3 separate regions of the Homo sapiens genome follow, and regions 1 and 3 are each linked to region 2. The links are chromatin loops, found by intact Hi-C in ENCODE. Cell type or tissue: PC-3. All regions are shown on one strand. Region 1 overlaps RUNX1 (RUNX family transcription factor 1). Region 2 overlaps RUNX1 (RUNX family transcription factor 1). Region 3 overlaps RUNX1 (RUNX family transcription factor 1).

Region 1 (8,000 bases), 120 kb after region 2:
ATAATGGAAACAATGCTTGTTTTGCAGTTTTGCCTAAGACAGGCCTTGGATATGGTTAGCTATATTTCCACTGCTGTTTCTCTGCAACCCAACATGCCATTGTCTTCAGTGCTCTCTGCTTCCCTTGCGCGTGGGGTGTGACTGCAAGGTGAAGTGGCTGATCTAGAACAAAGGTTGCAGGACATACACAGCTTCTTGTAGACAGCTTCTCTCCTAAAGAGCACTGGTGAGTCAGTTGTTTGGGGCTTGAGTAAAGCTTTCTATTAAAATAAAGTTACAGTGGGAATAAGGCTTATGGAATAGCCCAGGCCCATTGGAGTTTGTTTTGCCCACCATACGCCAGCTGCAGAAGTAATTGGAGATCTGGGTCCTAAGATGAGGGACTGCATATTGGAGGAGGAAGAAGCAGCATCCTCTCCCTTTCTTAAACTCAGGCAAATTATAAAATAGGTACAGTTCAATTCCCTCATCCTGCTCCTTCTTCTGCCTGAGGGGACAGAACAGCCTTAATCTGTCCTGACCCATGGTCCAGGGGCTAGTGTAGTCATTTGATACCCCATTTCTGGGGCCTGAAGGGTCCAGGTATAAAGGGACCAAGACAGGAATGCTGGGGACCTCTTAGCACTTGCCCCAGGCCCCCTTCCATCCAGGGCTGTTTCATGTCCTTCCCATCCAAGAGGCTCTACATTAGCCTACTGAAGAGCCTGTTGTATCAGAATCCGTAGAATCTCTGGGACTTGCAGTGTGTGCACATTGTGTGTGTGTGTGTGTGTGTGTAGCTGATACAGAGTAGCCAAGGCCTAGGGGTGGGTGGCAGGCAGAGAAGCTCATAAAGTGCAGAGTAAGGGCCCAAAGAGCAGTAATGGGAAGGGGGTGAGGGTTTAAATGGAAAAGAGGCAAAAATGGGAGGGGGTGGGAAGGAGTGGGTGGAGCTGGCCTCCCTCAGAATCAAGCTGGGCTCACTTGTGATTTAGGAGGTATGAAGTGGGGAATCAGTCTTTGTCTACCTTCTGTTCCCTGCACCCAGACCTCCTCCACTTTCTTAGGGTAAGAAATGCCTTTGATAGGGGTAAAGCCTTTCTTTCCAGAGTTTGAGATCAGAGACTTCAATATGCAAAGTCTTGGGGTATGCTGACAGATCAGCACACGTGCTTTTTATATTTAAATAATTCTCACAACCTATGTGGCTTGTCAGGAATGAAGAATCTAAAGCTTATTGTGCTAGGGGAGCTCCGAGTGAACAAAGGGTGCCGAAAGGAGAGTGGGGGGACAATTGCATCATCAATTTGCAGATGTCAGAATGTCACATTTTGGTTAGGGATCAGGCTCATTTTACACACGCCTAAGCAACTGGAAAACATGAGAGAGTATTGGGGCCAGTTGTGATAGGGGCCAAGGAGACTGAAATGAGGACACCTGAGGTCTACTTTTCAGGCTATCTGGTGTGACTTTGGATAAGTTATTTCACCTCCGTGGGCCAGAAGGTGCTGATCTATCAAATGAGCAGGGAACGTGGGAACTCTAAGTTTGCCCTGCTATGAATCACTCTGGGTCTATGTTTTGGGGGACTGAGCACTGGGGAGTCTGTGTTAGCCATCTTTCTTCTCATAGTTCTGTGTTCTCCAGTGGGCTTTTATCATAGCCGTCTTCAGGAAAGGAGCTGCAGGGCATTCACCCGGGTGCAAAGGACCAGCAGTCCTTCCAGAGAAAGAAGTAAAGTCTTTAGCTAAAGAACAAAGATTTAACGGTGGAACTGTCCACTTGAATTGGAAGGGCTGGTAGCTTTGGGTCCAGCAAGGGCACCCCAGATATTAAATCAATGAATAATATGGAGAGTATAGTATATTGTTACTGGCTGAATTGTGCCCATACCCCAAAATTTATATTTCCTGTTTTTGTTTGTTTGTTTGTTTTTTGAGATGGAGTCTCACTCTGTTACCCAGGCTGGAGTGCACTGGTGCAATCTTGGCTCACGTCAACCTCCACCTCCCTGGTTCACGCCATTCTCCTGCCTCAGCCTCTGGAGTAGCTGGGACTACAGGCACATGCCACCATGTCCAGATAATTTTTGCATTTTTAGTATTTTTAGGGTTTCATCATGTTGGCCAGACTGGTCTCAAACTCCTCACCTCAAGTGATCTGCCTGTCTCGGCCTCCCAAAGTGCTGGGATTATAGGCATAAGTCACTGCGCCTGGCCCCAAATTCATATTTCCAAGGCCCAGCCCCTAGTATCTCAAAAGGTGAACCTGGAACAGATCCTTCCCTCATGGCTGTCAGAAGGAACCAACCCTGCCAACACTTTGATCCCAGACTTCCAGTCTCCAGAATTGGGAGAAAATAAATTTCTGTTGCTTGAGTCCTCCAGTCGGTGGTACTTTGCAGCCTGAGCGGACGAATGCATATATCTTACAAACCTTTCATAAGAAATCTTTCCTCTGTAGGCCCAAGTAATTTGATTTCTTAGTGTGATCTGATATCGTTTGAATTATCACTTAACTTGGGGGAATTAAATAAGGCACTCTGGACATACGCAGCCCCTCAGGAACACAGCTTGGTGAGTGGATGATCCTTTTGTTTGAAAAAGGTGCCCCTTCCTCTACGCAGTCACACCTCACCCTGGGACCCTTGATTTGGCAAGCAGAGCCAAGGCTGGATTTCACCTCCCACAGTCCCCCTCAGTGGGGTGCCTTTGTACAGTGTCCAACCTGCCCAACGATCTGCAGTGAACCTGCATGAGATCAGGAACCCCTCAGGAATAGGGATTATCTTAATCTTTTTGGAGGCCTAAGACTTAGCTTGGGGCTGACTCTCCAAGCACCCTCAGCCAACGTTAGTTGTTCGAACAAAGGCAGCTTGGTTTTCTTTGGGGGTTGAAGGGAAACAGGGAATAATTTCACCACACTTTCAGCTCAAAAGTCTCCATAGGTCTCTACTGCCTTCAGGAGGAAGTCTTACCATCTGGCTTAGATTGGCCTGGGCTAACCTGAACTGGTCAACCATCCCATCATTACCTTCTAACACTGCATCCCCTTCATTTGAAGTGATCCACTCATCGTCCTCAACCACACCTGGCACTTCCTGCCTTGCAGGTGCTGCTTTCTTCTCCTGGATACCTTTCCCTGTTCTCCTTTAACAGCAAAATCCTAAGTTGACCTGAGTCCTCTGTAATGGCTCGAGACACCTTCTAGCCTTCCAGTCGTCTGAATGGCTATGGTATTACTGCATGCCCTGCTTAGTCCTGTGCAGTTTAAGATTCTCCCCACCTATTCCACAGGTATATGTCTTCTGTCCTCAAACTGCTGGGAGACAAAGATACATAGCTTTCTTTTATGTCTGTAAGAGGCCTGGCATAATACTGCCAGTGCACTGAGCAAGTTAGCAACAACCTCATAGAAAATGCTAATGCTGAAAAAATTAAAATAATTCAATGATTATCTATATTCGGACAAAGCATTCTGGAATCACAGCAAGAAAATGTGGCAAACCTCCTTGAGCCCTTGAGCCTCTGCACCTCACACAGGATCACACCCACACCCCCCAGAAAGCTGAATAAGACCTATGCAAACAACCTTCCAGGGAAGGGATCGACAACCACAATCAGCCTTCTGCCTAGTTAATCATAAACCCAAACCTGCCGAAGCCAAGTCCATCGCCAGAACAAGGGGACAATTAGCATTGCCCTTTGCACACAGCTACTCACTGGGAAAATCGTGCACTGATCAGTGCACGCGGCTTCAACTTTCTCCTGACCCCAGAAGATTCTAGCGAAGGGCTGCTTGGTTATAGAAATAGAAAGCCCTTATCAGGAAGCTGTCAATTTCATGACAAACTTGGTATCGGGGAAGCAGATAATGGGCTGTTTACATAGTCTTAGGCGGACCAGGATTCATCTTGGGTCTTAGGGTTTCCCAATTCCAGATATTTCAAATATGGAAAACAGCAAAACAAGTCAAAATGATTTAATACTGTATATATAGCAATAAAAAAACTGAAAAAGTATTATTTTCTAAATCTTTAAGAGTTGCAATTAGATTTTTTTTTTAACCAAAATAGCACAACTGTTCCCCTTCTCTATAGAAAGTTTTCATTAGTTCCTCCCCGACCTTACTTTCCAGAGGACCTGGTAATAAACAAAAGAATGATCCCTTGAGCATTTTTCATCATAGCATCATGCTTTTAATGGAGCAGAGATGAATCCTGGGCTGCTGTGACCCACGGGTAGAAAACACAGTGCTTCTGTGTTTGGGTTTGATCACCCTCATGGAGAAAGTGGCTCCTGAAGACAGATGTAATTAGTTCTAATGTCTGAGGCCTTTGGGGATGTTCCTAAGGCTTTTTATTGAGAAGGCAAAGCAAGCAGAGGTGAGATCTGGGAGGATAAAGTAGAAGGCAATGAGACCCGAAAGAGTTTGGCTTATGCAAAGGAATTTCCATGAGCACCCACAAACATTGGTCCAGGTACTCTCTTAGTCACTGTCCCCTCGAGGATGGGGAAGAGGAAGCTGCCAACGTCACCTGGCTGCTGCATCGACTTCCTCCTCTTGCCCCATCATCCATCTCAGTTTTAGATTTAAGCCAGGACTGATTCTCTGTGGTCTAGGCTGATGTGCAAGTGAGAATCTTGATTAGAAAACCCCCAAATAACTAAATAAATGAAGTCTGTTGCTTGTTTAATGCCTTTAAATAGTGTCTCATTTATAAAATGTATTTACAACCTTTAAAAGTACACTTTGCTTCTATGGGGACTTATGGAACGTTCTGACCTAAGTCCTTGTCAGTAGCTTTGAGAAGGGGAATGAGGTCCCCACAAAGAATCTGGGGCTTCCCATCATCTCCACTTACCTTCAGGCTGGCTGGCTGAGGCACTTGGGTAATGACTTTGGGGAGACAATAACATGTTTAGCTTTAGTCTTTTCTCAAGAGAAAATTCCATCTTGGCAGTGTCCACCAGGGATACTCTGTCCCTAGGTTTTGGAGTATGCTCATTCCCCATGACTGGCAAAGTAAAATTGAACCATGGAGCCAGAAAGTCTGAGTCAGTCTGAGTCAGGCCCTGTAACCCTGCACACCAATCTGTTTCTCAGTTTCCCATCCGCAAAATGGGGTGAATAGCTGTATCTACTATGTAAAGATTGTTCTGAGGATTACATGAGTTATTATCTGCAAAGCACCTAGAACAATTCCTGGCACATAGCGAGCGAGCACTGTCTAAGTGTTTATGAACTAACTAAATAAATGGTCTTAACTTTCTAGGTGCTGATTTTTTTCTCTATCAGGGAAAATGTTTCTGTGTGCTATTTGTGGAATAAGCAATAATGATAGAAGCTCCAAACATAGTCACTTAAATACACTATGAGCACTATGCGTGTGCACATACACATAATATATAAATACACTGAGCTAAACATTACTATCTTCCCCATGTCAAGCTCTGAAGCAACTGAGAAATAAACCCCTGAAATCAAATGAAGAAGTAAATACCAGCATTTTGCTTGTAGAGTTGAGTTGGAGAAAGAGCCCATCTGGGGTTTCTTCCAGAGCATGAGAAGTACCTGCAGGGACCTACCCAGCCAGCCACAGGGGCCTGCGCTGACCTCATCTCTGCTGAGCCCTGAGATCAGGACATAGCTGGGGTGGGAGCGGGCCCTGCCTCAGGCCTCATCCAGGGAGACAGAGGCAGAGGAGAATGCACCATATCAGGCAGGCTGTCCCCAGAAGGCCTCTCTCAATCTCTCCCATTGGATGTGCCTCTCCTCTCATAAGGCGGAAGAAGGCAGAGGCAGATAGAAGCTCAGAGCTCTTCTCTCAATGCTTCCAAAAGGGTAGGAGTTCCCATTTAAGAGGCTGGCAAGAACTCCAGGAGCAGGCGAGAATGATCCCCAAGACACATATCAATGTGAAATACATGTGTTTATATTGTGAAACAGTCAACTCCAGCTTCAGAAGCAGTTTGCTGGGGATCATTGTCCCCTCCAGACTGAACACGGGCTAACATGTAGCTGAGAGCGGGTGTAGACAATAGTCTTGAAGGAGCTGATTGGCGGTTCCGTGGTTTACCAGCAGCACCGGGCAAAGGAATGTGGCTTACCTTTGAACAGACGAAAGAGGGTGGAAGCGTCTGCACCAGGTGTGTGCAGGCAAGGGCATGTTGAGAGATAGGCTGGGTGGTAAAGAGAGGTTCCTTCTCGGTCTTACTCTTGATGGAGTCCGCTGGTTTTCTAGCCTGCGCCCCGCAGGAGTGCCTGAAGGGTGTCTGGTATCAGTAATCTCCTATCCCTAAACCAGCAGGAGCTGGGGAACATTTAACAACCAGCTCTTCAGGATAAACAGCTTTGACTTATAACATGTGCAGATTTCAGCAATCACTGCTGATCACTATAGTTCCTCTCACAGCAACACTCTATGTTAGAGCATTTCCACCATTTAGAGATAAGAAACAAGTGCATATAGATCTTTGTAAACTGCAATAAAATAATAAGGCAGAGGCTGGGCGCTGTAGCTCAGGCCTGTAATCCCAGCACTTTGGGAGGCTGAGGCGGGCGGATCATCTGAGGTCAGGAATTCGAGACCAGCCCAGCCAACATGGTGAGATCCCATCTCTACTAAAAGTACAAAAGCTAGTGGGGTGTGGTGGCGGGTGCCCGTAATCCCGGCTACTCAGGAAGCTGAGGCAGGAGAATTGCTTGAACCCAGGAGGTGGAGGTTGCAGTGAGCCGAGATCGCGCCAGTGCACTCCAGTCTGGGCAACATGAATGATACTCTGTTTGAATAATAATAATAATAATAATAATAAGGCGGAGATTATTTTTTAGTGATTTTGACCTTTTTTTTTTTGAGACAAGGTCTTGCTCTGTTGCCCAGGCTGGAGTACAGTAGCATGATTACGGCTCACTGCAGCCTCAGTCTCCAGGGCCAGTGATCTTTCAGCCTCAGCCTCTTCAGTAGCTAGGACTACAGGTGTATGCCACCATTCCTGGAAAATTTTTGTACTTTTTTGTAGAGACAGGGTTTTGCCATGTTGCCCAGTCTGGTCTCAAACTCCTGGGCTCAAGTGACCAGCCCACCTTGGCCTCCCAAAGTGCTGGGATTACAGGTGTGAGCCACCACACCTGGCCTTTGTTTAACTCTTAAGTTTGCATAATTTAATTTTGCATGATGTCTTTGTTTAACTGCCAGCCTGCAAAACTCCGGAAAATTAACAATCAAGTCTTGTGAGATGATGCAAACAGAAACTACTCGAAGCCCATATGTCATTGCTGTAGGAAAAGCAGGCAGATTTTCACCTGCAAGCATTTCCCTTCTCCTCTGTCACTCTCTCCCTGTCCCAGGTGGGTGGGTGGATCAGACTGAGGCTGCAGCTCATGGCAGGGGGCTGGACTGTGGATGACTGTCTCCTCCCTAGCCGGGAGGCCAGAGGCACTCAGGTGGTTCAAGTTGACCTGCGGGGCTAGCAGGGCAGAGTAGGGCTTCCCTGCACTTTGGTCTCCAGCCCTGCCTCATTGAGGCCAATGGTTTGCTTTCTCTCCTGGCTAGTCTCCAGCTGTGAATGCATCTGGATAAAGACAGGACTGGAGCCTGAGGGTGGGAAATGAAAGGGGGGCACAGGAATCCAGTCAACATTGCCTGATTTACAGGAGTGACGGCTCACAAGTGGGTACACAATTGAGGATGGGTGGAAGTGAGAATAAGGAGAGCATCTGTGGGTACCAGTTTTATGGTGTCACAGACTTCTTTTGTAAAAATAATAAACACATAAATTAAATATTAGGTGAAATATATTTTATTATATATGTGTGTATTAAATTATTATATATTTTACTATATTTATATAGTTTACATATATACTATATACTAATTATAAATATATATCAACATATTAAATAAATACAAATCAATAAACAAATAAATATTTAGCCTGGCACATATCTGCACAGCAAAAGACTGTATTTCCCAGCCTACTTTACAGCTAGGTGCCTCCATATGTTTGTTTACGTTCTGG
Region 2 (8,000 bases):
AGTGTGTCAGTTCCAGTACAGTTGGGGCATAGGTTTGAGACCAGGTTGGGGAGTGGGGGAGGGAGTGCAGCAGTTCAAAAATACATAGACGTAGATAGGTCATTGGAAGCACAAGCAACCTGAGGAAATGTGAACTTCAACATGCGGGAAAATTGATCTGTCAAAGCCAAACAGGGAAATAACAAAATTAATATATATATTAGAAAAATAAGTCTGTCAACAACAGCTCGGTGAGTTGGAGGGAGTAGAGATGAGGAGTGGGGAGCTATAGCAGTTGTCAGACAAGGGGTCATGAGGATCTGGATTAAGCAATGGAGATGGAAGAGGGGATTGAGGTGAGGGAGGGGGAGGAGTCTCCCCAGCATCTGTCCTTTAATAGTAGTAGAGAAGACCAGAAACAGCGGGTTTACAGAGAGACATCGTGATGTCTCTCTGAGCTTTGGATGCCCAGAACAGAATAGGAGGTGCTGGTGGGGAAAACAGGAATTCTGGGGAGAGGTTTCATGTAGAAATAATGAGCTGAACATCCTTAGAATATCTATTGTAGTTTCAGATTGTATCTAGGGTACAATCAAACTCTATGCTAGTTTCAGAGACTGTTTCCAGTGAGAAGAGACCATTCTCAGGTTCTGGGATTATCAACATTCCAGGGTGAGCAGAAGAGGGAGCAACCAAGGAGATGGAGCTAGGAAAAGAAAGAGGAGAGAATAAGTAATAAGAGTAAAGGAAAATGCAGCCGGGCATGGTGGCTAACGCCTGTAATCCCAGCACTTTGGGAGGCCAAGGCAGGTGGATCACCTAAGGTCAGGAGTTCGAGACCAGCCTGACCAACATGGTAAAACCCTGTCTCTACTAAAAATACAAAAATTAGCCAGACATGGTGGTGGGCACCTGTAATCCCAGCTATTCAGGAGGCTGAGGCAGGAGAATCACTAGAACCCAGGAGGCGGAGGTTGCAGTGAGCCAAGATTGTGCCATTGCACTCCAGCCTAGGAGACAGGATGAGACTCTGTCTCATAAAAAGAAAAGAAAAGAATAAAGGAAAATGCCAGCTTTGGAGGAAAACCATGGCCCAAAGGCCACAAAGGGGCCATGAAAACAAGGACTGAAAATATGAAAATATTCCACTGGATTTGTCTACAGAGAGTGCCATGTAACCTTTGCCAAAGGAGCTTCAGTTGAGTGGCAGCAGCAGAAATGGAGCAGAGAGTAGAAAGCGAATGGGATGTAGGGAAGGAGAGAATGAAATTTGTTGGAGGAGGGAGGGAAACTGGTGAGGTAGCAGGAGGAGAGAAAGACCAGTGTTGAGAGGTGTTTGTGTATATATATGTGTGCATGTGTGTAAGATGGAAGCAACCTGAGAAAATTAGTGTTTGCCATGTGTATTTTACTGAAAATAAAATTCATCAGTTTCCACTTCAACCCAGGTCTTCCTCTTGTTTTCCCCACTGCACCATCATTCTCCCAGTTTCCAGACTTGGATCCATGGATTGATCTTTGCCCTCATCCAGTCTGTTGCCAAGATCTCTTTTTGATTTCTTTGGTTGATAACAATTCGGCCCCCACCTTTCAATTCCTATTGACATCATTCTGGTTCAAGTTCTCATTACCTCTCTGAAGATTTCTTACAAAGATCTCTGAAAAAGGGGGTTCCTGCTAATTGTATACAGTACTTCCAGATTAGTCTCCTGCACCATAGTTCTGCTGTGTTCTCCTGGGCATCTGGAATTCAATGCAAGGTCTTTAGCACAGTTCTGCAGGATTAAGAGCTACCCTTCCTGTCCTCATCTTGGAGGGGGGCAGATCCTTCTGCCTCAGGTGAAATTGCCTCTTAAAGACCAATCACATGCTTTATCATCATTTCCACATCTCCTATGTGACTTGAATTATAATATATTTTGGGTTATAGCTATTTAAATATATTGGGTGGTGGGGCGGGTGAGAGGAAGTGGTGGAACCACCCCTTCCCTGGCTTCAGGTTTCCATGTGGAACAACATTCCTTAGTGTAAAACTCTTGACCTCTTTTTACACCCTCATTCCTCCTCCACCATAAAAGATTGAATTACCTAGTTAGTAGCGTTGGAAGCAGAAACTGGTTGTAGAAGGCAGAAGCATAAAATGAACCCCTCAAACTTTCCACCCTAATCCCTGGGGCTGGGAATATGATGAGTTGTCATGCTCTGGTTATGTTACATGGAAAAAAAGAGATTTTTTTTTGCATATGTAATTAAGGTTACTAATCAGTTGGCTTTGACTCATGCAACAGAGAGATTTTCCTGGTAGCCCTAATCTAATCACAGGAGACCATTACAAACACAGTGTTTTCTCAGGCTGGGGCAGAAGTGAAGTCAGCATTGTAGCTAGAAGACAGAGCAGGCACTTGCAAGAACTAGAGAGCAGTCTCTAGATGCCGAGGGTGACCCCTGATTGACAGCCAGCAAGGAAACGAGGGCCACTATGCTACAGCCCCATGGAATTGCATTCTGCCAACTACCTGCATGAGCTTGGAGGTGAATTTCTCCCTAAAGCCTTCAAGTAAGGGCTCAGGTTATCCAACCCCTGGATTTTTGGCCTTATGAAGCTGTGAGCAGAGAATCTAGTACAGCACCACCAGATTTCCGACCTGCAGAACTGTGGGCTAAATTTGTTTAAGGTGCTAAGCTTGGCAATTTGCTCGTTTTACAGCAATAAGAAAACAAGTACCCTGGGCATGCTCTTTCCCTCTCCTTATTCTTTTGGGGAGACACTGCTTGGGTATTGGTGAGTGAGTCTCCCTATTTCTGGAGCTCAGTAGCAGGAAGCCACATACCTAAGCCATGCTCTCCAAAAGTTCTATCAGTGACCAAGCTGGTATTTTTATCTCCATCTGCTTGACTCCTTTGTCATCTCACTGTTGATTGTGGATCACCGGAGAGCAGGGGTGTTTTTTATTGAGCCTCCTAACAGCCCACCAGATAATTGTCTTCATCTCTCTAGATTCACTCTCATTCCCACACAAACGCACCAGTGGATTGTGAACACCTTGCCAGCGAGGCTGTGTTTTACTCACCTTTAAATTCCCTAGGCAGCACTGCAGAAAGTGAATGCGTACCTGAGCCCCTGTGAGTCTGGTTAACTACAGATTCTGCCTCAGCAGGTCTCGGAAGAAGCCTGAGATTCTTGGTTTCCCATAAGCTCCCAGTGTTGCCACTGCCGCTGGTTCAAGGTCTGCACTCAGAGTTGGAGGATCCAGTATCTCAGATAGAACTTTTTATTTTTATTTTTTAGACAGAGTCTCACTCTGTCACCCAGGCTGGAGTGCAGTGGCATGATCTCCACTCACTGCAACCTCCACCTCCTGGGTTCAAGTGATTCTCCTGCCTCAGCCTCCTGAGAAGTTGGGATTACTGGCACGTGCCACCATGCCCAGGTACTTTTTGTATTTTTTGTAAAGATGGGGTTTCATCATGTTGTCCACGCTGGTCTCGAACTTCTGACCTCAAGTGATCTGCCCACCTCGGCCTCATAAAGTGTTGAGATTACAGGTGTGAGCTACCACGCCTGGTGCGATTGGACTTTTTAAGCTGTTGTTATGGCCTGAATGTTTGTATCCCTCCAAAATTCACATTGAAGCCCTAATCCTCTATGTGCTGCTATGAGTAGGATATGTGGGAGGTGATTAGATTAAGATGAGGTTGTGAGGCTGGGGTCCTCATGATGGGATTAATGCTCTTATAAGAAAAGACCAGATTGATCTCTCTCTCTCTCTTTCTCTCTCTCTCCCTCCCTCCCTCCACCGAACCCAATCGTGCTGGTACCCTGATCTCAGACTTCCCAACCTCCAGAGCTGTGAGGAAATACATGTCTGCTGTTTAAGCCACCCAGTCTGTGGTATTTTGTTATAGCAGCCTGAGCTGACCAAGACAAGTATGGTAATAGAAGTCACCAGTACATCTTCTATCAGGCCTCACAAGGAGCTGCTTTACATACATTATCCCATTTAATTCTTGAGCAGTGAGTGGTCCATCATTACTCCCTTCACTTTACAAATGAGGACACTTAAGATTTAGTAATCAGCTCACCCATTCTCAGCCCATGCAGTTTGCCTGCAGAGTGCCCGGTTGCAGCCAGCAGCTTGCAAGATGGTCAAAACATTGTATTACCAGTCAAATTTCCTTATTAGATCCTGACAAGTTGCCTTTAAACCATTAGGACAGGCTGAATTCAGAGGCTCAAGCTTCTAACTCCAGTGCTTTGGAAGGCCAAGGCTGGATGATTGCTTGAGCACAGGAGTTTGAGACCAGCCTGGGCAACATAGCAAGACCCCATCTCTACAAAAAACAAACAAAAGCTATGTGGACATTCTTTCTTATTCTAGAGCAGCACATCCAATAGAAATATAATGAGAGTCATATACATAATTTAAGATTTTCTAGTAGCCACATTAAAAAAGTAATGGGCAAAATAAATTTTAATATGTTTTATTTAACCCAATCTATTGAAAACATTGTCATTTGAACATGTAATCAATATGAAAATTATTAATGAGCTATTTTACATTTTTCTTTTGTTTCTGTACTATGTCTTCAAAAGTCTGTGTGTATTTTACATTTATAGCGCATCTCAATTTGGTTTAGCCACATTGCAAGTGGTCAATACTCATTTGTGGCTAGTGGCTACCATATTGGACAGTACAGTTCTACAGGAACCACTCAAAACACAATTCACCCTGGATAGCAATTTTGCTACTAGTCTGCTAGTGCTTGAGTGAGCTGTTTTTAAACTGCTGTTAGTGAGGACCACTAAATAGTGCATCTTACTTGACTCGTGTTTTCCCTCTGAGCTGTCCTGAAGCAAAGTTCAGAATTTTTATTACAGCATGACTTGATTGACTCAAAGGTGGAAGAACACACATACTCAGCAGCAATAACTGAGTTGCAAAGGCCTACTAACCACTGACAACACCACTAATGCATTTTTACAGCCATGGATAGCCACAAGTTAATCTCACACATTGTTCATTTCCACTTAACATTCACCAGTCATGCATGCCTCAGCCTATAAAACAGTGCTTTGGTTTCCTTGAGCTCGGAAACAATATTACAAAAGCATCTCCTGTCCCTTTCTTTTCCAGCAAAACCAGTTCCCTATGAAACACACCTGACGTATTTTTAAATATAAGCATTATGGATCAGAAATTGGAGGTTCTATTTTTAATAGGCCATGATTTTAAAATAGAATTTCCAATTGGTTAAACGATACTCACTCTCAAATAGGAATTCCTATAAACAGGTTTATTTTGAAATATAGCATATAAATTTTTCAAAAAGCCATCAATGTTTCAGTTTGCTGGCAATCTACCAGTTAAAACACAGTAATAGATCAATTCAGTGAGGGAGCTACTGGTCTAATGGTCTAAGCTATGGAATCCATCCTCATCAGAAGAAATAACCAAGGAGCGGGAATGTGGGGAGAGGTTCACAACAGAAACCACTGCCCCTACTTGCCTGTGTTGGTTCTTAAGGGGCTGCTGGGAACCCCTGAAGGTCCAAGTGTCTCTTTTGTGCAAAGATAACAGTTTCTGGCTGGTCACGGTGGGTCACGCCTGTAATCCCAGCACTTTGGGAGGCAGAGGCGGGTGGATCATGAGGTCAAGAGTTTGAGACCAGCCCGGCCAACATGGTGAAACCCCGTCTCTACTGAAAATAAAAAAAGTAGCTGGGCGTGGTGGCGGCGCGTGCCTGTAGTCCCAGCTACTCGAGAGGCTAAGGCGGGAGAATCGCTTGAACTCGGAAGGCGGAGGTTGCAGTGAGCTGAGATGGCACCACTGCACTCCAACCTGGGGGACAGAGCCAGATCCGTCTCAAAAATAAATAATAATAATAATAATAACAATACCAGTTTCTATCTGTTAGTCTTACGGGTTGAAGACAGAGGTTAAGGGGCCAACGTGTGGACCCTGGAAAGGGTGTGAGCCCTTCTCCACATTCTCTTTGGTGTGGGCCCTTCTCCACATGCTCTTTGGTTCCGTCAGCTACAGACAGAGGTTATGTTTTAAGAGATAGACTGAGAAGTCACTCTCCACATGAAACCAGTCTTCTCTTCGAGTGATATCCTTCAGCTAAGCATTGTGAGAAAGTATCCAAGTGGAGCATCTGAAAATTGCGCTCCAGGGAGGGGAGTTTAGGGACTTGTCCATGGCTTTCAGTTCCCTAATTGGCGAATGTCACACTAGTAAGATTTTCTGGTGGATGATAGATGCAGAGTCTATAAAGTTGCTAATACTTCTGGAGTCTGCTTTCTTTTGTAATCTGCTTTATTTGAGGCATTTTAGTTAATATATTTAAAGCTATTTCCACCACAATGAATAGGAAATGTGACATGATTTTTCTAAGTTGAGTAAAAAAGAAATGAATGAATGTATGAATTGAAAGCAGGGGTCCTGTTCCTCATGTCCCACATGCTATCCCACAGCAAATGCTCCTTCCCAAACAGAATCATTTATTTGGATTCTTTGTGTTTATAATTTACTCTTTCACTAGGAGAATTATGAGATAGAAAGTATTTTTTCCTTAAGCAACTTTTGTGTTCAAAAATAACAGAGTGATTTTAATTGGTTCTTGAAGGGAGGAGGGTAGGGGATTAACTGCAGACCAGCTTGATAAGACGACCCTTGGTGAGCTGGTAGAGCAGTAGGTAGGTCTATGTTAGACCTTAAATGTGGACAATGGTGGGTACAGGACAGGCAAAGGAAATACCCCAAAGCTGGCTGAAACAGCAAATTTCTACATGGACAACTAATTCTTGGATACTTGGAGTAAAGACATCAATATATATTATAAAGACATAAATACATATATATTCTATATAAAGGTATACATGAGATTCACACACACAAATATATTATCTTCAAATGATAGCTAGGTAATCATTCACTCAGATTCCAAATTCAAAATTTAAGATTTAGAGTTATTGATGACTGGATTAATTCATGCAATTAACATGAACCCCAATATATTTGAGTGCAGGAGTACTCACTATCTCATAAGGTAGAGGAACCTGTAGGAAGTTTGTTACTAGCCATGTGAGCAAGTTAGTTACTTACCTTGCCCCAGCCTCAGCCTCCTCATCCACAAAACAAGAGGCTTGGACAAGGTGGGTTTTCCAGCTCCAGGAACATTTATGCAAATGCCACTTGGAATTGTGGGAAATCGGCCCGGGTCTGGTGCTTACCCATGTCAGCATATGGCTAGAGTGAACTTGGGTTTCGAGTGGGAAGGGGCCAGGAAGGAAAAAGAGGACCCAGAATCAACTAGAGATAGGACATTTTAAGGACTTTCCCATTTCACATAGGTTTTCTCTAATTTCACATAAGTATTGCCTGTTTTAAAAAGCAGATTCAAGAAGATATGATTTAAAACAAGTATACACATAAAAATAACTCTGAGATTCTGCATCTTCTAGAAAATCACAGACATGTTGCTATCGTATTCTATAATTTACATGGTGATTGAGAATAGACCCACAGTTACTCAGTGTTATCCAAAATAATTTATTATTATAATCACTAAAAATATTACAATTCAGCTCTTTGATTAATTCTGTTTACTCCATGCCCACCAAATTAGTGAAGTTTCACTATGTATATTACAAAATAATAGTTTAAAAATAATATGGATGTACAATATAGTTTAATTCCTATTCAATAAACAGATAAGCTTCATTATTATTATTACAACTGTTACTACCTCAAATTTGTGACTTTTTTACTAAAATAAAATTTTTCCTATTTATGATCCCATATAGACTATAGAGAAATTTCCCACAAACATAGCAGAATTCCTTAGAAAGGGAATATAGAAGCTTTAGCTAAATTTTGGGTGCCGAATCACCTATTTGTTTTGGGACATAGAAAGTCTACTCAAGAATCCAGAGTAAGACCTTGATCTCAGTCTTGCTTACAAGGTCTTGATCTGTGAAGGAAGTGCTGAGATATCTACATTTGTCAATTAAATAATAA
Region 3 (8,000 bases), 66 kb after region 2:
CTTTTGTGAGACAGAGTCTCACTCTGTCACCGAGGCTGGAGTGCAGTGGCATAATCACAACTCACTGTAGCCTCAATCTCCTGGGCTCAAGTGATCCTCCCATTTCAGCCTCCTGAGTAGCTGGGACTACAGGTGCATGCCACCTTGCCTGATTAATTTTTGAAAAAAAATTTTTTGTAGAGACTTGCTATGTTGCCCAGGCTGGTTTCAAACTCCTGGGCTTAAGTGATCCTCCTGCCTTGGCCTCCCAAAGTGTTGAGATTATAAGCATGTGCCACTGTGCCCAGCTGTAAGTTGTATTTAAATTCTTTTTTTTCCATTTATAGATTGTTTTGATGTTTGAGAAGTTCATTGCACTGTTTGCTCCCACTAAATATTTTTAAACATTTAGGAAGAAGAGGCTGTGTTTCGCCTGAGGCAAAGGACTGAGAACTCCACAACTAAGAGTTTGTTTAGAACTCAAAACAGGATGTTCTGTTTGACCAAAAGAAAGTTTCTTTCTCTGCTTTTCATTCTCCTGTTAACTCTTCCCTTTTGCTAGCATATAAAAGATAATATCACCAAACAGCCAGTAAAGGAACGACTTATAAAAATTTGTAGTAATCTGGCAAGATTTTTCCCTTCTATTTTGTTAAATCTTAAGATTGCTCAACCATTGATGTGATTGTTGTTTGTGTGTTTTTTCTTTACCACGCCACCCTGGCATTTTGAGGCTGTGCTTGGGTGAAAAAGTTAAGCCAAAAGATCTCGGCTATACAGTCCAAATCCAGATTTATGCACCACGCAAGTTTCCACTCCCTCGTTCACAGACATACGCATTCGCGTTGCAATCATTTTGCAAAGGGTGATTCAGAGATGGGGAACATGGCGTTTCTTCTGAGAAGCAAATGAGTAGGTTGACCCACAGTGCTCACTTTCCTGCCTCACCGTTGTCACTGTCCTGACAACCTTGGTGAGTTTGGCTATGGGAATAAAATCTGAATATGTATTCTTGAACTTTGCCACCACATCACAGGCCTGCCCTATTATCATCTAAGAGAGCCCCCAGCAAACGGAGGGAAGGAGGAAACACCCTTGCCCAACATCAGCACTTTGTTCTCAATGAGTTTTAAAAGCTCCGAAGGCGGTTCTAAGGAGCAGTCAAGGCTGAGAACTCTGTTAACAGAGCACAGGTTAGACTGCAGTCCTCCTGGGACAGGGCTGGGACTCTGGTGTTTGTATCTTTAAGCGCTCAGCCCAGCAGGCAGCACAGAAGAAACGCCCACGAAGAACCTAGGGTGCGAAGGAGCACACTCTTTGGTTTCCAAAGACCAGTCCTGGCTTCCCTGAACCCTGAACCACTGCTCTGTGTTTATGGCCAACTGGGACGAAGGTGCTGGGTCCACGTGGAAGATGACACTCCTCCCCCCGGCACATCTGCAGAGAGGCTGTCCAGGACAGTAGTGGCCTTTTAAAGCTCCTGCAGAGAGGAGTCCTTGTAAGACCAGGTTGCTGCTACGTGAGGATGAAAAAGCCCAGAACTGAGAGTCGTCTCTCGTCCTAGTTTGGCCACTGACTGAGCAGCTCAGTATTGGTCACTGAACCTCAATGTTTTCAAATATGATGTGAGCTGGTTGCACTCAGAGGTTCAACATCCATCCTTCTATTTGCCCAGCAACCATGGGAGAAGGAGAAGAAAAGACCTGAAATAAGGGAACTTTGACAGCCAAGGGTGGCCTTTGATTCTCCCTCCCTTGATCTGTAAGTTGTTCAAGCTATAGTCCACCCCCAAGAAGTATCACAACTGGGCAGGTCCGGAGGCGAGACAAGATGTGGATTTTGACGGTGAATCAATGGGGCATTATTCAGCACAGCTGTCTCTACCCCGACGCTGAAACAGGGAGATCCAGAGCACAGTTAATGTGAGAGCAGATTCCTCCAGAAGGGAGGCTTTCGAGAGACCCACTGGGCCTGACTGTCAGGTACAAGGAACCCTGAGCCTGGCACAAGCAAGCAGCACACCTGATCTCTGTATATTCTAAGAGCCTGCATGCCTCAATTTCAAATAGATAAAGTTTATCATGTAGATGGAAGATTGGGATGGCATTCATTCATTCATTCATTCATTCCAGGTTTTACCCCTGTACTCACAGAACTGATGAGGGAGAGGAAGTATCAGCCACTGCGATAAGGGTCTAGCCCAGTTGGGGGATACGTGCTGACCACTGGAGGAACAGAGAACAACCAACAAACTCAACCAAGTGACCTGGAACAAGTGATGCCAACAGCAGCACCATGGAAGCTGAACTCAAGAAGTTCAGATGGGACGGGCACGGTGGCTCACGCCTGTAATTCCAGCACTATGGGAGGCCGAGGTGAGCAGATTACTAGGTCAGGAGATCGAGACCATCCTGGCTAACATGGTGAAACCCCATCTCTACTAAAAATACAAAAAATTAGCCAGGCATGGTGGCACACGCCTGTAGTCCCAGCTACTCGGGAGGCTGAGGCAGGAGAACCGCTTGAACCCGGGAGGCAGAGGTTGCAGTGAGCCGAGATTGCACCACTGCACTCCAGCCTGAGCGACAGAGCGAGACTCCATCTCAAAAAAAAAAAAAAAAGAAAAGAAAAGAAGTTCAGATGACAAAGGAAGGTTGTGTGCTTTTTGGCATGAAAGGACATTTTGGTACTAATCTAGAATTACAGACACGCCCTATGCCTTCATGTTGAAGAAGTACAAAGTTGAGGGAGGCAGAGGTGAGGAATCAGCCTTGTAGGTGGTGATGTCTCAGAGAGGAGCAAAGAGTAAGGAAAAGTAGTATGATGGTTTCTGATCCAGTGTCTGCCACAAACCAGCTTTGTGACCAGGTGAATTATGTCCTCTGGGCCTCAGCTTCCTCACCTGCGCATTGAATGCAAAATACCTATGATCTCTTCTGACTTGCCCTGAGGGCATGATGGCTGGCTAGACAAGCACCAACACCCACAATGCTCTCAGCACACACGTACACACAGGCTCACACTCACACGCATGCACACTTATGCTTGCACCTATGTGCTTGTACACATGCATGTACTCATTCACACACGCACCCTACCACACACAAGCACACTCACATACGTGCACACACCAATGTAGGCAGGGATGTGAATACACACACATGCTCACACACAGCCTTCCATGCACATGCTACATCCACACATACATGCTCATGCACACGCACATACACTCCTTTCCATGCACTTTCACACAAGTGCACAGTCCCCCACAACATGCACACTCTCACATATGCACACATACTCATATGCTCCCGCACGTGCACACACACAGCCTCACACACATGCCAACACACTGCCATGCACATCCACACATCTACACACACAGATCTGAGTGCCCTATAATCCACACTTTATTTCCAAATTTTCAGAAAGCAGTAACAGACCAGTCAGGAAAGGAAAATAAAAATCATCTGGAGCGTTTTTATGCAATCCTGATGATCTCGCAGCCTCGGGTTTAGTCTCTTTTTCCACTGCGTAGGGCCAGATACTTCCGTTTTTACATAGGTACCTCTTTTAGGGAGACAAAGCATTAAGAGCAATGAGCCAAGAGAAGAATTTGAAACAAAAGAAAAAAACACGAAAAAGAAAAAAAGAGAAAAAAAGCTTTTCCCATTCATGGCAAAAAAATAAAAAGGATGTTTGGAGTGTTCATGCAGGATATTTGTATAAAGAACTGCATGTCCTTGTTTACTTTCTGTGGAGCCCCATTTCCTCCCTAGAATTCCTGGTGGTCATACTCACCAGTTATGGGACTCTCGAGATGAAAATCTGTGACACAGAGCACACACACACACACCCAGGCAGGGGAGTCCTGTGAAGCTGGATGCTCTGAAATCTAGGGCATTTCCGAATCAAGTATCTACCTCCTTGTGCCTTGCCATTCTCTGACCTGGCCCCAGAGCTGCAAAGAGAAGCTGAGGAGGACATTGCTAAGGGTCACACCTGGTGACACCTGTGTGGCCTGTGGTTAACAGTTTGGGAAAGTAAGCATCCTCACTGCTGCATGCCAGGACAGGGATGGCTATGTGCCAGCCACATCCCAGGGCGGTCTCGATGGAGCAGTCCCCTCCTGTGGGTCTCTGATGTCCCCAGGAGAAAGGCACATTGGTGAGGTCTCACATTCAGTTACATAGTGCTCTTGCATTTCTTACCCCACTTCATCTGCACACTTCTATACATTAGATAGAGCCCTGTTTTACAGATCAGAAAACTGAGGCTGAGAGTGGTTAATTTGCCCAAGATCACAAGGCAAGAAAGTAGTGGAGCTTAAATTTGGATTTTCATTATCTAAGTCCAAACGTTGTTCTTTACCTTGCATCATGAATAATAATTAAAATAATAATAAATGATAAGCAAACATTTTTCAAGGGTTTACTAAGTGCCTCACGCCACTTTAAGTGCATTCTATGGATCAATTTATTTAACCTTACAATGCTATGAGGTGGATACTTTTATTATCCCCAGTTAGCAGATGTGGAAATCAAGCTCCAAATGGTTAAGCCACTTGCCTAAAGCCACATGGCCAATGAAGGGAGAAGAAGATGCTTTGGTTTACTGCCCTGCTGTCCAGAGGAAGGCGTGAGGTAGCCCCCAACCCACACCCCCTCATTGACTGCTTTCAATGTACAACACCATAAGTATCTCACTCTGTCATGGACATTCAGAGAAGGCTTCACCCCACCAATCAATGACAACTTACTTTTTCCCCAAGGATCAGATAATTGATCTGATTATGCGTTTGCTGCAAATGGAAATTAACATCATTTGCCCTTCTATTTATTTTTGCTTTTCCCACTGAAAATGCTATTATGGTTATATACGCCATAAAAGAATTGTAGTAATGTTGTATCTACATTAATTTCCACCCAAGAGTTTTCGATTTTCACTTTTTATGGTGATGGAGGCTACAAACGAGAGAACTGCAGTGGCTGTAAATCGTTCTCTTCATGAAAATGTGCCAGATGAGGTGAAGGAAGGAGAGCGCAGGGGTCCTAAGAGTAAGGGCATATTTAAAAAATAAAAAGGTTATTCATGCAATTATCCAATTTCTTCAGTAAGTGGAAAAAAATCTTAGGGATGTAATGAAAACACATTCACAAACGTGTTTTTAAGAATAGTATTTTCCCAGGCCGGGCGCGGCGGCCAAGGCGAGTGGATCATGAAGTCAGGAGATCGAGACCAGCCTGGCCAACATAGTGAAACCCTATCTCTACTAAAAATACAAAAAATTAGCCAGGCATGGTGGCAGGCGCCTGTAATCACAGCTACTTGGGAGGCTGAGGGAGGAGAATCGCTTGAAACTGGGAGGTGGAGGTTGCAGTGAGCCAAAATCGCATCATTGCACTCCAGCCCAGGCGACAGTGTGAGACTCGGTCTCAAAAAAAAAAAAAAAAAAAAAAAAAAAAAAAAAGAAGAATAGCGTTTTCCCATTGAGCTTTCGTCTGGACTGATGGAATCATGGATGGACCCCTCACCAGGCCACCGAGACTCAACTGTGCCACGTCAGTGTCACGGGGGAGGCTGAACTTCGCCATCCAGCCCTGAACACAGGATCTCAGTGTTGTCTCAAATCAGCCCTTTTGCAGGCATGCACAGGGTGTCTAAGAGTCTGGTGTTAAGTTGAAAAGGTCTAATGTAGTGTTTTAAAGAGAAAAGGATTCTCCAGCCCCATAGTGGTGAGAAGTGACACAGAGTCACATTACATAAAATGACGAGGCCTGAGGTGATTGTGACAGTGAGGGTGACTCATTAATCCCAACACTGGGATCCTCTGAGCTCTCCCTAGCAGGGTCTCAAATGTTTGAGTGAAAGACTGCAGCTAGAAGACTGACAAAACCACACTGAACTCACTAGGGCAACTGCCTTTATTTCCAAGGCAGCTTCCATCGAAGGGAGTGGCAATTCATATAATCACCAATTGCTGAAAGACATCTTTTCCACGTCAGATTGAAACCAGTTTTGCAGCCTCCTTAATGTAGGTGCTGTGGCTGAGGCAACTAGAGAAACAGTGGACGCCTCCCTGGCCCCACTTCCCAGTGCCTTAAAGTCTGAGAAAAACACTGATTGACATTTCCAGGCTGCTGTATTTCCCTCACCAGCCCCAAACGCCCGATCCAGCTTCCTGCAACTGTGGCAAGGGCGTGAATGTCCCCAGGAGGCAGGTTGCAGAGTTGTTTAGATCCAGGACTGCATCCCAGTTTGTCCATCTGTGTGTCTATGTCTGAGTGGGCGAGTTGCTTCTCAGCTCTCCGCAGGACTCTGGTGTTGCTTGTTGCTTTGGCCTGGGGCTGATTCCTCCAAAGCAATGTGTCTCTTCGCAGAGTCTCTTAGAGCTGCAAGGCAGTATGGGATCATCAGAGAGGATGCTAGGAAGCTTCAGAAATGGAGGTCCTGGTAGAAAGGGTCCTTTGGCGTGGCCTCTGAAGAGTCCAAATGTGGGACAAGACCCTCCGAAAGCGGTGGCCTGGGGAGCCACAGGTGGGGCAGCCAGCACGGAAGAGGGTGGCTTTGCTACCATTGGGAAAACTTATCCTCCACATCCTCATGAGGCAAACACCTTTCCTACCTTACCGCTCCTCAGTGGCCTCCCTGTTGCCTTCTTATTCAAGACTAAGACCCTCTAGAATGTTCTTTATCCTGAGTCCAGCTGATTGTCTATACTAATATCAGTACGGGGTGTAGATGAGGACAACCAGTGTGCCTGGCTGCCAGGCACCCCCTCCCCAAACCCCAGGAGTTTCTGGAACATTCCAACTCTGCTTGAGGGTATCCATGCAGCATCTACTACTGTGAGCAGGTGGTCTGATCTGTGGAAAACTTCTATGATTCACCTGAGGGTAACTGCCCTTTGTGATTTGAAAGAATGATGCTAACAGAAAGTGTTGTCATTTCTGAACTTTTCTGAACTCTGCAGCGAGTGCCAAATTCATGTATTTTAGGAGACCTACGTGGTTCTACATGTAGCTAAAACAATTCAGTAACCCCGCCGGCAATTCTGCAATAGTTCTTGGAGTGATGAAATCAAGAAGGAAGAGTTCTGCCTCCCCATTTAGAAACTGTTGAGCAGAAAGGTATAAGTCAGGCTTTTCCTATTACAGGTCTCCTTCAGTGTGAAGAGGAAGTTCAGTTTTCATTTATCTCTTGCGCCCTTTGAAGTACAGGCCTCTGTCTGCTTAATGGCCCAAACCGGGGCGACTACGATGAATTCCTTTTACATCAAACACAACCCTGTCTGAAAAGGCAGTAATATTTCTCAACATGTAAACCTGCCACGACTTTGGTGTTTGCAAGCTGAAGATGGTTACCCAGTGTGGTTGCTAATGGAGCAAAAATGCGCATAGAGCAGGGAGCAGGTGGAGGTGACTGGGGACCCTCTGACAGGTTGTCTAGCCACAAACCCATCTCTTCTAATCCATTCTACTCACAGGGCAGGCTGTCTCCTGCAGGGGCCAACAGAGAAAAAAAAAACACAGAAAATGGGGATGGGAGAAAGAGAGGACAAGAAAGGAAGAAAAGATGAAACGTGGAGAAATAGCAAAAGGAAATGAAAAGAACTTTATTGCTCAGTTTCTTCTGCCTGACCCAATTATCAGATTTTGCATTTAAGTTTAAGACAGTAGATCAAACAGCGAGAGGCACTTTGTACTTCTGCCAGGAGACCATATGATATCTCTCAGTGACTCTCCTGCATGCCAGGAACACGGACCCATGCCTCTTAGCTGGGTCTGCATATGGTGCAATGCATAAAAAAAAAACAGCAAAATTCATAAATGACTGCACTCGTGGGTGATGTCCAGGATTTACAGCGCTTTATCAGTTAAAGCAAAAAAAAAACAAAGGCCAGGCAGAATCTAATTATAACTTTCCACAAATAAGTCAAAAGTGGAATGAGAACTGAAAGAAAGACAAAAGACTGGTGTCACGCTTACTTTGCAAAATTGATCATCTTGAGGATTGTTTTA

The links. A loop is a pair of places that touch in the nucleus more often than their neighbours do. Peaks named below come from ENCODE experiments on the same cell type or tissue, not always from the same donor. Only the 100,000 strongest peaks of a DNase experiment are listed, where the experiment ranks them.
Region 1: a loop joins it to region 2, with 3.0 times the contacts of the local background. A loop is called at or near these places in 10 of 110 quality-filtered maps.
Region 3: a loop joins it to region 2, with 3.0 times the contacts of the local background. A loop is called at or near these places in 8 of 110 quality-filtered maps.

The regions. Positions count from the first base shown.
Region 1 is chr21:35,016,128-35,024,127 of GRCh38, forward strand. All of the region lies in intron 2 of RUNX1 (RUNX family transcription factor 1), which reads right to left. Among named protein-coding and RNA genes, the nearest start is that of RUNX1-IT1, 19 kb to the right of the region's middle. In PC-3, no CTCF peak of the experiment used is centred here; a DNase peak (open chromatin) is centred at 3,594; H3K27ac peaks cover 1,731 bases.
Region 2 is chr21:34,895,667-34,903,666 of GRCh38, forward strand. All of the region lies in intron 2 of RUNX1 (RUNX family transcription factor 1), which reads right to left. Among named protein-coding and RNA genes, the nearest start is that of RUNX1-AS1, 63 kb to the left of the region's middle. In PC-3, no CTCF peak of the experiment used is centred here; a DNase peak (open chromatin) is centred at 4,955; H3K4me3 peaks cover 367 bases; H3K27ac peaks cover 1,596 bases.
Region 3 is chr21:34,961,904-34,969,903 of GRCh38, forward strand. All of the region lies in intron 2 of RUNX1 (RUNX family transcription factor 1), which reads right to left. Among named protein-coding and RNA genes, the nearest start is that of RUNX1-IT1, 74 kb to the right of the region's middle. In PC-3, no CTCF peak of the experiment used is centred here; DNase peaks (open chromatin) are centred at 3,798 and 5,778; H3K4me3 peaks cover 1,105 bases; H3K27ac peaks cover 4,091 bases.